2 separate regions of the Homo sapiens genome follow, and region 2 is linked to region 1. A link is a loop called in an ENCODE intact Hi-C map of the cell type or tissue named here. Cell type or tissue: lower leg skin. All regions are shown on one strand. Each heading gives the region's core, and the rest is flanking DNA. Links, peaks and the distances in the headings are about the cores only.

Region 1 (5,367 bases), core at 252-5,251:
CTCCATCGTTTCCTGTGGACAGGCTAAGGCTAGCAGGTTTATCAATTGAGCCCAGTCCGTTGCTGGGTGGCTGAATTTGCATTTTCCCTCTTCCTGCTCACTTCTCATTTTCCCTCAATCTTGCCACCCTGGGATTGCACCTCCCAATTAAGCACAAGCATGCAGGCTTTGCCTAGGCCTGTTTTCTAGGGCAACTAGACTCATAGACCAATATTATTATTAATTGATATTATCAGTAAGAAGATAGATACACATGTGTAAATATTCCTGGGTTGACCCTGCATTTCTGCTGTCCACCCTGATTTGTTCCCTAAGAGTGACCTTTATGGACCATATAATGGTCTCCCTTGAACTCTGGCCTCTGGGAGGTTTCAATGAAAAGAGCCAGGGGGTGATCAGAGGATGGGAGGATCCCAGCACTTTTGGAAGACTGAGGCAGCAAGATCGCTTGAGACAGGAGTTTGAGACCAGCCTGGGCAACATAATAAGACCCCATCTCTACAAAAATAAAAAACATTAGCTGGGTATGGTGGTGCGTGCCTGTAGTCCCAGCTTCTCAGGAGGCTGAGGCCAGAGGATCGCTTAAGCCCAGGAATTCGAGGTTACAGTGAGCTATAATCACAGCACTGCACTCCAGCCTGGGTGACAGAGTGAGACCGTGTCTCTAAAATTTTTTAATTGGTTTAATTAAAAATAGAGAGGATGAGATGAGAGTGAGATGGGGATTTTTCTTTCCCCACTCCCTCTCTGCTGGTAAAGGCTGCATTTCTCTATTGAAGGCCACGGCTCCTAACAGCTATCTCTTCCATAGCTGCAGCTCTTGCTGGGTTCCAGTAACTGCCCCCTCTCTGCCTCTTCAGGCCAGCAGGTAGCAAGGGCTCTCTATTATTGCTGGCCCCAGGATGCGTTACCATCCCTCTTTGGTTTCCTTTTTTTTTTTTTTTTTGTGAGACGGAGTTCGCTCTTGTCACCCAGGCTAGAGTGCAACGGCGCTATCTTGGCTCACTGCAACCTCCACGTCCTGGGTTCAAGCATTTTTATCTGCCTCAGCCTCCCTAATAGGTGGGATTACAGGTGAGTTCCACCACACTCGGCTAATTTTTGTATTTTTAGTATAGATGGGGCTTCTCCAAGTTAGCCAGGCTGGTCTTGAACTCCTGACCTCAGGTGATCTGCCCGCCTCGGCCTACCAAAGTGCTGGGATTACAGCCGTGAGCCACCCAGCCTCTTTGGTTTCCTTTGACCCTGCCTACACTTCTATAAATAGTTTCTTCCTTAAACTCTCTTCAACTCCTCTTTGAAGAGCCATATGTTTCTTTCTTCTTCTTATTCTTCTTTTTTTTTTTCTTTTTGTTGTTGTTGTTGAGACAGGGTCTCGCTTTGTCACCCAGGCTGGAGTGCAGTGGCACAATCATAGCTCACTGCAACCTCGACCTCCCAGGCTCAAGCAATCCTCCCACCTCATCTCCCGAGTAGCTGGGATACAGACGTGCACCACCACGCCCTGCAGTTCATAATTTTTGTATTTTTTAATTTTTTGTAGAGATGGGGTCTTGCTATGTTGACCAGGCTGGTCTTGAACTCCTAGCCTCAAGCAATCCTCCCACCTCAGTCTCCCAGAGTGTTAGGATCACAGGAGTGAGCCACCGTGCTCGGCCAAGTCATATGTCCCTTAAACTGGCTCTTACTGATACACACCAAGAGGTTGGGTTACTTTCCCAAAGTCACACAGAGTAAGTGACAGGGCAGCTAAGAGCATTGTCACTGGAACACAGAGCAGGGTGGAGGCTTTTTCAGCCTCGCCAGCCTGCCCAGCCCCCTCCCAGGGTCCCTATGCCCTGCCCAACCTGCTGGAATCTGTGATCCTTTTGTTGGGATGGGATTGAATTCCCTAGGGCTCCTGTCCCAGACCTGGCCAGCAGCTCCAGTAACCAGAGCTGTGTGAGAAGAAAAGGCCAAGCCACTGGGGCAGCCGCACCCCAAACAGAGGTGAGGTCTCCGATGAGTCATGCCCGTGAGGGGCCACTTCCCCTGTCCTAAGGGCCACTGCTCACCAAGGACACAGAACACTGTCCTCCTCTTTGACCTTTGCCTGCAGTGTTTTTCATCCCTCCCTCTCCCACCCAACAGGTGTCCAGGAGCTAGGACACCTGTCCTCCACCCCCACCCTGGGCCTCCAGAGACATGAGATGTGCGCAGGGCTCTGGGTGGGGCCTTCAGGCTCCCCAGCTTCCCCCTTCCAGCCCCAGATCCTCTCAGATTCCCAGAGATGGGCTCCAGCCAGGGAGGGTGGGGCTGCCCCTGGGACCATCAGGAGTCACGGGCTGCCTGGGCAGTGACAGAGCCCTGCAGGGAGCAGACCTTCACTTGGCTCTGCCTCCGCTGACTCTAGCGCCATGGCCCGGCACCTGCTCCTCCCCCTTGTGATGCTTGGTAACCTCAGGGGACAAGAGTGGCTGCAAAGGGCCTGGGTCCTGGCATCTGGGGGGCTGGAGAGCAGGATTCCTGGTTTCTGTGTGGGGAGCAGGAAGTCAGAGAGAAGGAAGTGAGGCAGCAGAAGGCGAGGATGTATCAGAGGAGGGAGAGGGAGGCCTGGGTGCCCTGGGGAGACGGAGGCTAGGAGGCTGGGGGAGGGAGTCAGGGAGGGCACATACTGAGTGCGAGTCGCCAGCCTCTTCCTGCCTACCTCTGTCTTTCCAGTCATCAGTCCCATCCCAGGAGCCTTCCAGGACTCAGGTAAGGTAGCCGGACTGGGGGAAAGTCACGTGCAGAGGCAGAAAAGACCAGAGGACTGGCATGGGTGCTGGCAGGGGTTGCTGAACGGACAGGGAAGTGGGAAGATAGGGTCGGGGGTTGGAGAGCAGGAAGTGGGGCTGGGCGGTGCAGGCCTGGAAGTCACAAGTGTCCTCCTCTCTTTCCCCTCTGGCTCCCAGCTCTCAGTCCTACCCAGGAAGAACCTGAAGATCTGGGTAAGGAAGAGGCCTTGGCACCCTCAGACCTTAAAGGAGGCTAAGGCTGGTCAGGCCATGAGGGAGGTGGAAAAGACCAGAAATGTAGACAAGCCTGGGTCCTCTATGTTCTTTGTTCAGAGGGGCAAACTGAAGTGGGTGGAGGACGGGCCTTCGTCCTGAGTTACCTGGGCTTCTGGAGTGGGGAACCCGAGGGGAGCTTTGGCTTCCACGGCTCCCCGTTGCAGACTGCGGGCGCCCTGAGCCCTCGGCCCGCATCGTGGGGGGCTCAAACGCGCAGCCGGGCACCTGGCCTTGGCAAGTGAGCCTGCACCATGGAGGTGGCCACATCTGCGGGGGCTCCCTCATCGCCCCCTCCTGGGTCCTCTCCGCTGCTCACTGTTTCATGACGTGAGTATTCGCCCTGGTCCTGGCCCCTCTCCGCCAAAAGCTGGCCCCCGCCCCCGCAGTTGGTCCCCTCCTCCCGCCCCACTTCCGTCCTCAAGGATAATTTGGAGCCAAGCTGTCCCCAAAGCGAGGTGCTATTCGAGGCATCATGGTTCCGAGTGGGGCAAGGCTGCCGGACTGGTCCCACCACTCCACTCAATATCCGGGTCTGAATCCCATCTTTCCAATGACCCCCCCACCACCAGCTCCAAATCGGATTTGCTCTTCCCCTTTGAGGAGTATCAGCACCAAATCTGGATCGGATAGCACCTGCCCCTCTGGCTCTGAGCCCCTGCCCCCAACGAGGGTCTGCCCCCTCCATAGGGTCAACCTAACCTCCTACTGCCCCGGTCGAGCGCAGGAATGGGACGCTGGAGCCCGCGGCCGAGTGGTCGGTACTGCTGGGCGTGCACTCCCAGGACGGGCCCCTGGACGGCGCGCACACCCGCGCAGTGGCCGCCATCGTGGTGCCGGCCAACTACAGCCAAGTGGAGCTGGGCGCCGACCTGGCCCTGCTGCGCCTGGCCTCACCCGCCAGCCTGGGCCCCGCCGTGTGGCCTGTCTGCCTGCCCCGCGCCTCACACCGCTTCGTGCACGGCACCGCCTGCTGGGCCACCGGCTGGGGAGACGTCCAGGAGGCAGGTGAGTGGGACGGGACAAGAGGGGAGGGCCTCGGGGAGGTGGGGCTTCGAGAGGTGAGGTTCCTAGGGCGGGGCCTCAGGAGGTGGGGCCACGGAGCGGAGCCTGCGGGGAGCGTTGGAGGGTAGGTTTCTGCGGGTCGGTGGATGAATCCCACACCGATCTCCATGTAGCCTTCTCCCTGCAAGGATTCTCAAACTAAGACCACGGAATCACCCACACGCACCCCATTCCCTCCTTACCTGTCCTTCCAGTTTTTTCTTTCCTGGGTTTAGGCTCCGACTAGGGTTCCCATCCCAGCTCTAACATGTCAGACAAAGCACTTCACCCAGTACATTTCCTCATCTGTAACACGAGGAAAATAGCCATACCCACTTCAAGGGGTGGTTGAGTGGATTAAATGAGAAAATCCATGTAAAGTTCATAGTACAGTGCCTGGCATAGCAATAACCAATGCACTTTACATATTTCACCTCAGGTAATCTATAGTAAAGCACTACAGCATAAGGCTGGCCTATAATAGATATTCAGCAAATGCCAGTCTGTGCCTCCCTCCCATCCGCCTTCCTCTCATTCCATCCACCCCCACTCATCTCTCTACTCCCCACCTCCTCTCTTCTTCCTACCCACCATCATTCATTCAATCATTCTTTCACTCAAGATATTTCTTGAGCACCTTCTACATGCCAGGCACCGTGTTAGGCATTAGAGAGACACCAGTGAACATAAAAAGCCAAAATCCTGCCTTTTCAGAGTTTACATCCTAGGAGATAGACAAGCAACAAATTCAATAAATAAGCACGCATTATGTTAGAAGGTGGGGGGGAATAGACCAAATCTCCATCCCCATCATCCCCATCACCCAAGCTTTCCATGCTCCCAGGGCCCCCACAAATATCCACATCAGCCGTGGTCAGACCTGTGCCCATCCTCGGGGCTTTGGGTAGGTGCTACAGGGGAAGATGCTACAGCCTCTGCTTGTGGAGGTCCCATCAGGGCAGGAGGTGATGAGGAAGCGTCACTGTGAGCCCCAGGAAGTCTGTGTGAATGGGGCCAGGCCATCCTAACAATGGGCACCCAGAGAGGGAGATTTCTGCAGAGATTTTTGAAGAGAGGGTACATTGCAGGAAGATGGGGGGAGATGAAGGCCACCCTGTGGACCCAGATAAGTCATGTTAGATGAAGAAGGGCCAGGATGCCAGGCTGGAGTGAGAGGGGTACAGGCACCTGGGCTGCAAAGGCTGCTGTGGCCCGGCCATGAAGACCTTAAGATCAGACTGAGGGCCAGAGCACCCCACCAGCTCCAGGGACGCCCAGGACAATCCCCAACTTC
Region 2 (5,367 bases), core at 116-5,115, 290 kb before region 1:
TTGATTGGCCATGTGCAGTGGCTCACACCTGTAATCCCAGCACTTTGGGAGGCTAAGGTGGGTGGATCATGAGGTCAGGAGTTTGAGACCAGCCTGACCAACATGGTGAAATCCTGTCTCTACTAAAATACAAAAAAAAATTAGCCGGCAATGGTGGCAGGCGCCTGTAATCCCAGCTACTCGGGAGGCTGAGGCAGGAGAATCGCTTGAACCCGGGTGGCAGAGGTTGCAGTGAGCCGACATAGCTAGCACCACTGCACTCCAGCCTGGGTGACAGAGCAAGACTCCCTCTCAAAAAAAAAAAAAAAAAAACATTGATTATAGGAGGCCGGGCATGGTAGCTCATGCTTGCAATCCCAGCACTTTGGGTGGCCCAGGTGGGCCAACCGCTTGAGCCCAGGAGTTTGAGAGCAGCTTGGGCAACATGATAAAAACCAGCTTCTACCAAAAAAAAAAAAAAAAATGCTGGGCCTAGTGGTGTGCAACTACAGTCCCAGCTACTTGAGAGACTGAAGCGGGAGGATCACTTGAGCCAGAGAGGCAAAGGTTGCAGTGATCAGAGATCGTACTACTGCATTCCAGCCTGGGCAACAGAAATAGACCCTGTCTTAAAAAAAAAAAAAAAAAAAAAAAAGAAGGAAAGAAAAAGTAAAATAGTAATAAAGAAGCATTGATTACAGGATTCTGAAAGCAAAGTCTCCTTTGCAGTTTGTAGTAAAATTTTTCTGTGGTTTTCTCTCCCTCTAGAGAGAATGATGGCTCTGGGATCTGAAATCTTTCCTTCCGCAGGAACTGGACACGGCAGTGAGGACCAGCGTATCCAAGAGGATGGACTTAGTGATGGGGAACACCCAGGGACATGCCCGAGAGCCTCAAGAAACACCTTCAGATGACATTGCCCAGCGTCTTACATTAGAGAACTCTCCAGACAGCCCCCGAGGCCTGGGGCCGGGTGCTGCTCCCAGACTGTGAGCTCGTGGCCACGGGAAGCCTGAGTGCGGCAGAGGCCCCACAGCTGCGCCAAGTGCGGCAAAGCCTCCCGTACAGTTACTCCCTGAGCGGTCATCTCCGAAGCCCTGCTCATGAGAAGCCTCCCCTTTGCCCTGACTGTGGAAAGCGTTTCAGCCAGAGCTCCTACCTGCTGCAGCACCGGCAGATTCACCCAGGGCCGTCAGCCCTGCAAGTGCAAGGCCTGCGGGAGGGGTTTTACTCAGAGCGCATCCCTCCTCCAGCACTGGCGGGTCCACAGCGACTGGCGAGAGACCTTGTCGCTGTCCCCAGTGCGGCAAGACCTGCTGTGGCCGCTCCAACCTCATCAAGCACCAGCGAGTCCACTCGGGAGAAGCCATTCGTCTGCGGGAGTGCGGCAAGGGTTTAGCGGCCAGCTCTGCTGCTGGCTCACCAAGGAGCACACACTGGCCGAAGCCCTGCGTCTGTCCCCAGTACCAGCAGGTTTTTGGGGACCGGTGGAAGCTGATCGGCCACCAGCGAATTCACACAGGAGAGTGTGTCCCTTCTGCTGCTGCAGCTGCGGTGACAGTGTCAATGAGAAGACCTCCCTCTCCCAGCGCGTCCTTCCGCACCCAGGGGAGAAGACCTGCAGGGGTGGGAGCGTGGAGAGCGTCAGCCTCGCACCCAGCTCAGTCGCCCCGGACAGCACCTCTGGGCTCCGGCCCTGTGGGAGCCCCGGGTCCTTCCTTCAACATCTGCCCCCATCCACACTCCTGCCCCGACCTCCCTTCCTTTATCCTGGCCCCCCACTCAGTCTCCAGCCTCTGGTTCCATCCGGCCTTCCCGCAGTGCCTGCAGTGCCTCTGGGAGGCCTGGAAGTTGCCCAGGTTCCGCCAGCCACCCAGCCGGCAGCTCAGCAGGAGGGGGCGATGGGGCCCAGAAGCTGTGCGAGCGCGGGACGGGACTCGCGGGAGGCGGTTCAGGCCCCAGGCTACCCTGAGCCAGCCCGGAAGGCCTCGCAGCACAGAGCGGCCGGACCGCTCGGCGAGGCCAGGGCCAGGCTTCAGCGACAGTGCCGAGCTCCTCCACCGCCCTCGAACCCACACTGGAGAGGAGCCCTACCAGTGTTTCCGGTGTGGAAGGCCTCCAGCCGGAGGTCCAACCTGGCCCGACACTGAAGAACCAGCGTGCTGCAGCCCTGGGTGGAATTGTTGCAGCCGCCGGTGGACTGTGGATCTGAGATGCAGTCCCCTCCCTCCACACAGACCCGCTCAGGACGGCTTTTCTGTATGGCAGATCTTTCTCAGAAGTGCTGGGGGCTATTTTGTTTGTTTTTTTTCCCCTGAATTCTCGCTCCTTTCCCTTATACATTAAGGGATTTAGGCAGGTGCGGCTGCGGGCGGTGACTCACACCTGTAATCCCAGCGCTTTAAGAGACCGAGGTGGGAGGATCGCGTGAGCCCGAAGAATTTGAGACTAGCCTGGGCAGCCTAGCGAGACCGCATCTCTGTGAAATAAAAATAAAACGAGCTGGTGTGGTGGCGCTGGCCTGTAGTCCCAGCTACTCAGGAGGGTGAGGCGGAAGGATCGCTTGAGTTGGAGAGTTCAAGGCTGCAGTGAACTATGATCAGGCCACTGCACCCCAGCGTGAGAGACAGAGTGAGACCCTGTCTCTCTAAAATAACTAAAATAACAAAAGGATTTAGGTAGGTAGTAGGCAAAGGTATATTATCGAAGTAACAATAATATACAAGGTATATTATCGAAGTAACAATAATATACAAGGTATATTCTTGGTGTGGACAGGAATAATATTGTGTTATCTTAATATTAGTGATTATTTCTCTCTCCTTTTTTTTTTTTCTTGAGACGGAATCGTGCTCTTTTGCCTAGGCTGCAGTGCAGTGGCATGATCTCTGCTCACTGCAACCTCCATCTCCCGGGTTCAAGCGATTCTTCTACCTCAGCCTCCTGAGTAGCTGGGATTACAGGCGCCCACCACCACGCCCAGCTAATTTTTGTATTTTTAGTAGAGAGGGGGTTTGACCATGCTGGCCAGGCTGGTCTCGAACTCCTGACCTCAGGTGATCCGCCCACCTCAGCCTCCCAAAGTGGTGGGATTATAGGCATGAGCCACCGCACCCAGCCTCTCTTGTGCTTTTTAGATAAGTATTTTTAAAAGTGTTTGTTAGTTGTCGGCTGGGCGTGGTGGCTCACGCCTGTAATCCCAGCACTTTGGGAGGCAGAGGAGGGCGGATCACGAGGTCAGGAGATCGAGACCAGCCTGGCTAACACGGTGAAACCCCGTCTCTACTAAAAAAAATACAAAAAAATTAGCCGGGCATGGTGGCGGGCTCCTGTAGTCCCAGCCAAGCTGGAGGCTGAGGCGGGAGAATGGCGAATGGCGTGAACCCGGGAGGCGGAGCTTGCAGTGAGCCGAGATCGCGCCACTGCACTCCAGCCTGGGCGACAGCGAGACTCCGAATCAAAAAAAAAAAAAAAAAAAAAGTGTTTGTTGGTTTGTTGGTTGTCTTAATGATGTGCTATTAGAGTGAGGAAGAAAAGTTACCCTATGAGAATTTAAACTGCATGAAAGTCTGTGGTAGCATTACTGGTTCAGTTCCAAGCTTGCTACCTCAGTCCTTGATGCCTCTTTCTCCCAATCCAAGTAGTATCAGGCACTGCCGTCTACTTGTTGTACCTCAGAAGAGTTTTTCGACAGCACCCCGTGCCCTCTGTGGCCTGTGCTCTCTCACAGGTGCAAGTCCTGTCATCATGAGCCTGGACTGTTGCAGAAGACTCCTAGCCAATCTCCCCTGCTTCCCGCCTCTGCATTCTGGTTCAGCATCCATAGAACCTACCAGTTATTATAGATTCCTCCCTCAGACTCCAGACTCCAACACTAAATCTGATGTCAGTCTCCTGCCTGAAAGGATCTCCTGCCTGCCACTCCCACCCCTCCACCCCCTCCGCTGACCCCAGCAGGGCCTACAGAACAGGGTTCAAATGCTTTAGCGTGGCATGCATGCTTCTCCATTGGGCTTCGCCTGACCTCTGTGCCTTTGCTGGCCAGGGCCTCCTGCACCTCTGTGTCTTTGCACTTGATTTATTTCTTTCCACTGCCCAAAATGACCTTTCCCCTTTTCTGTCTCCCAGACTTGCCCTACTCATTCATATGAGCCCCACTTCCACTTAGAGACTGCCCCACCTCTCGTGTCACACCTGACGTGGTGAGTGCTCCAGTGGCATTAAGAACATAGGGCATGTCTGTCTGGTAACCTATCTCCCCAGCAGACTGAGCTCCACGAGAGCAGAGACCCTGGTGCAGGGCCTGGCTCACAGTGGGTGCTCAATTAATATTACTTATGTGAAGGAACCACTTCCAGCTGCTCAAGTATTCTATGCTAAAACTTGGGTTTCTTTCATCCTTGTTGTCCTCCCAAGATACAATGTGTACATAATTGGAAAGTTAGCCAAGGTGACTATGAAGGTGACCCCACCCAATCAATCTATGTCTTCCTGGTTACTGTGCCTGTCATTCGATGATTCCACGGTTATGTCTATAGTGATAACAGAAAAAAGCAACTGAAAACAATATTATTTACTCGGGTCTCGTGCATCTCCTCCACACATTTGTAGAAATGAGATTACCACAAATTGCCAAGATGGTTACATCAAATTTTCAGCAGCATCAGTCATAGGACAAAAAGGCCTTTGAGTGTATTTTTAATAATCAGCATTTACTGGTGGCAAAATACTGGTTTAGAAAATATCTGAGATTATGGTCAGGCACGGTAGCTCACGCTGGTAATCCCAACATTTTGGGAGGCTGAGGCAGGTGGATCACCTGAAGTCAGGAGTTCAAGACCAGTCTGGCCATAATTTCAGATGGTGAGATTATAGTGAAACCCCATCTCTACTAAAAATGCAAAAATTAGCTGGGCGTGATGGCACACATCTACAATTCCAGCTACTCAGGAGGCTGAGGCTGCAGTGAGCTGAGATCGCACCACTGCACTCTAGCCTGGGCAACACAGTGAGACTCCATCTAAAAAAAAATCTGAGATTAATAGGTTGCCATTTTAGGCGCTCTTTATAGACCAGCTGGCCTAGTGGTCCTGGTTCTGTAATATGTGAAGTAAAGGTCTCGCAGGGGAGCACCAGTTTCAAACTCTGTCCTAGTTTGCAGCCTTGGCTGGAGTGACCCCAGTCATGAGGCAAACTGAGCACAAGTGTGCAAGTGTCATGGATTCAGCCAGAACATCAGTGTTCCCAGCATCAGACACAGATTCGGGAGAAATCAAGTCACAGTGTAGAGATGTATTGTGATGTGTCACTACACTATTATGAAATGGAAGAAAATAAAATTACAAGCCTCAACCTTTAAACATTTAGCAACTTGGGCTGTATCTCAAT

Evidence for each region. A loop is a pair of places that touch in the nucleus more often than their neighbours do. Peaks named below come from ENCODE experiments on the same cell type or tissue, not always from the same donor. Only the 100,000 strongest peaks of a DNase experiment are listed, where the experiment ranks them.
Region 2: a loop joins it to region 1, with 4 times the contacts of the local background. A loop is called at or near these places in 15 of 110 quality-filtered maps.

Annotation. Positions count from the first base shown.
Region 1 is chr16:31,147,065-31,152,431 of GRCh38, reverse strand. PRSS36 (serine protease 36) reads left to right here and starts at 2,366. Exons shown (of 15, transcript NM_173502.5): 1 at 2,366-2,433; 2 at 2,701-2,736; 3 at 2,934-2,969; 4 at 3,197-3,359; 5 at 3,757-4,037. The coding sequence starts at 2,397. RefSeq lists enhancers at 2,122-2,658, 2,659-3,194, 3,195-3,732. In lower leg skin, for the core only: no CTCF peak of the experiment used is centred there; DNase peaks (open chromatin) are centred at 2,361 and 4,071.
Region 2 is chr16:31,432,565-31,437,931 of GRCh38, reverse strand. ZNF843 (zinc finger protein 843) reads left to right here. Exons shown (of 2, transcript NM_001136509.3): 2 at 748-2,498. The coding sequence starts at 1,083. The coding sequence ends at 2,129. Among named protein-coding and RNA genes, the nearest start is that of COX6A2, 6.9 kb to the right of the region's middle. RefSeq lists a silencer at 1,199-1,369 and an enhancer at 1,951-2,451. In lower leg skin, for the core only: no CTCF peak of the experiment used is centred there; no DNase peak of the experiment used is centred there.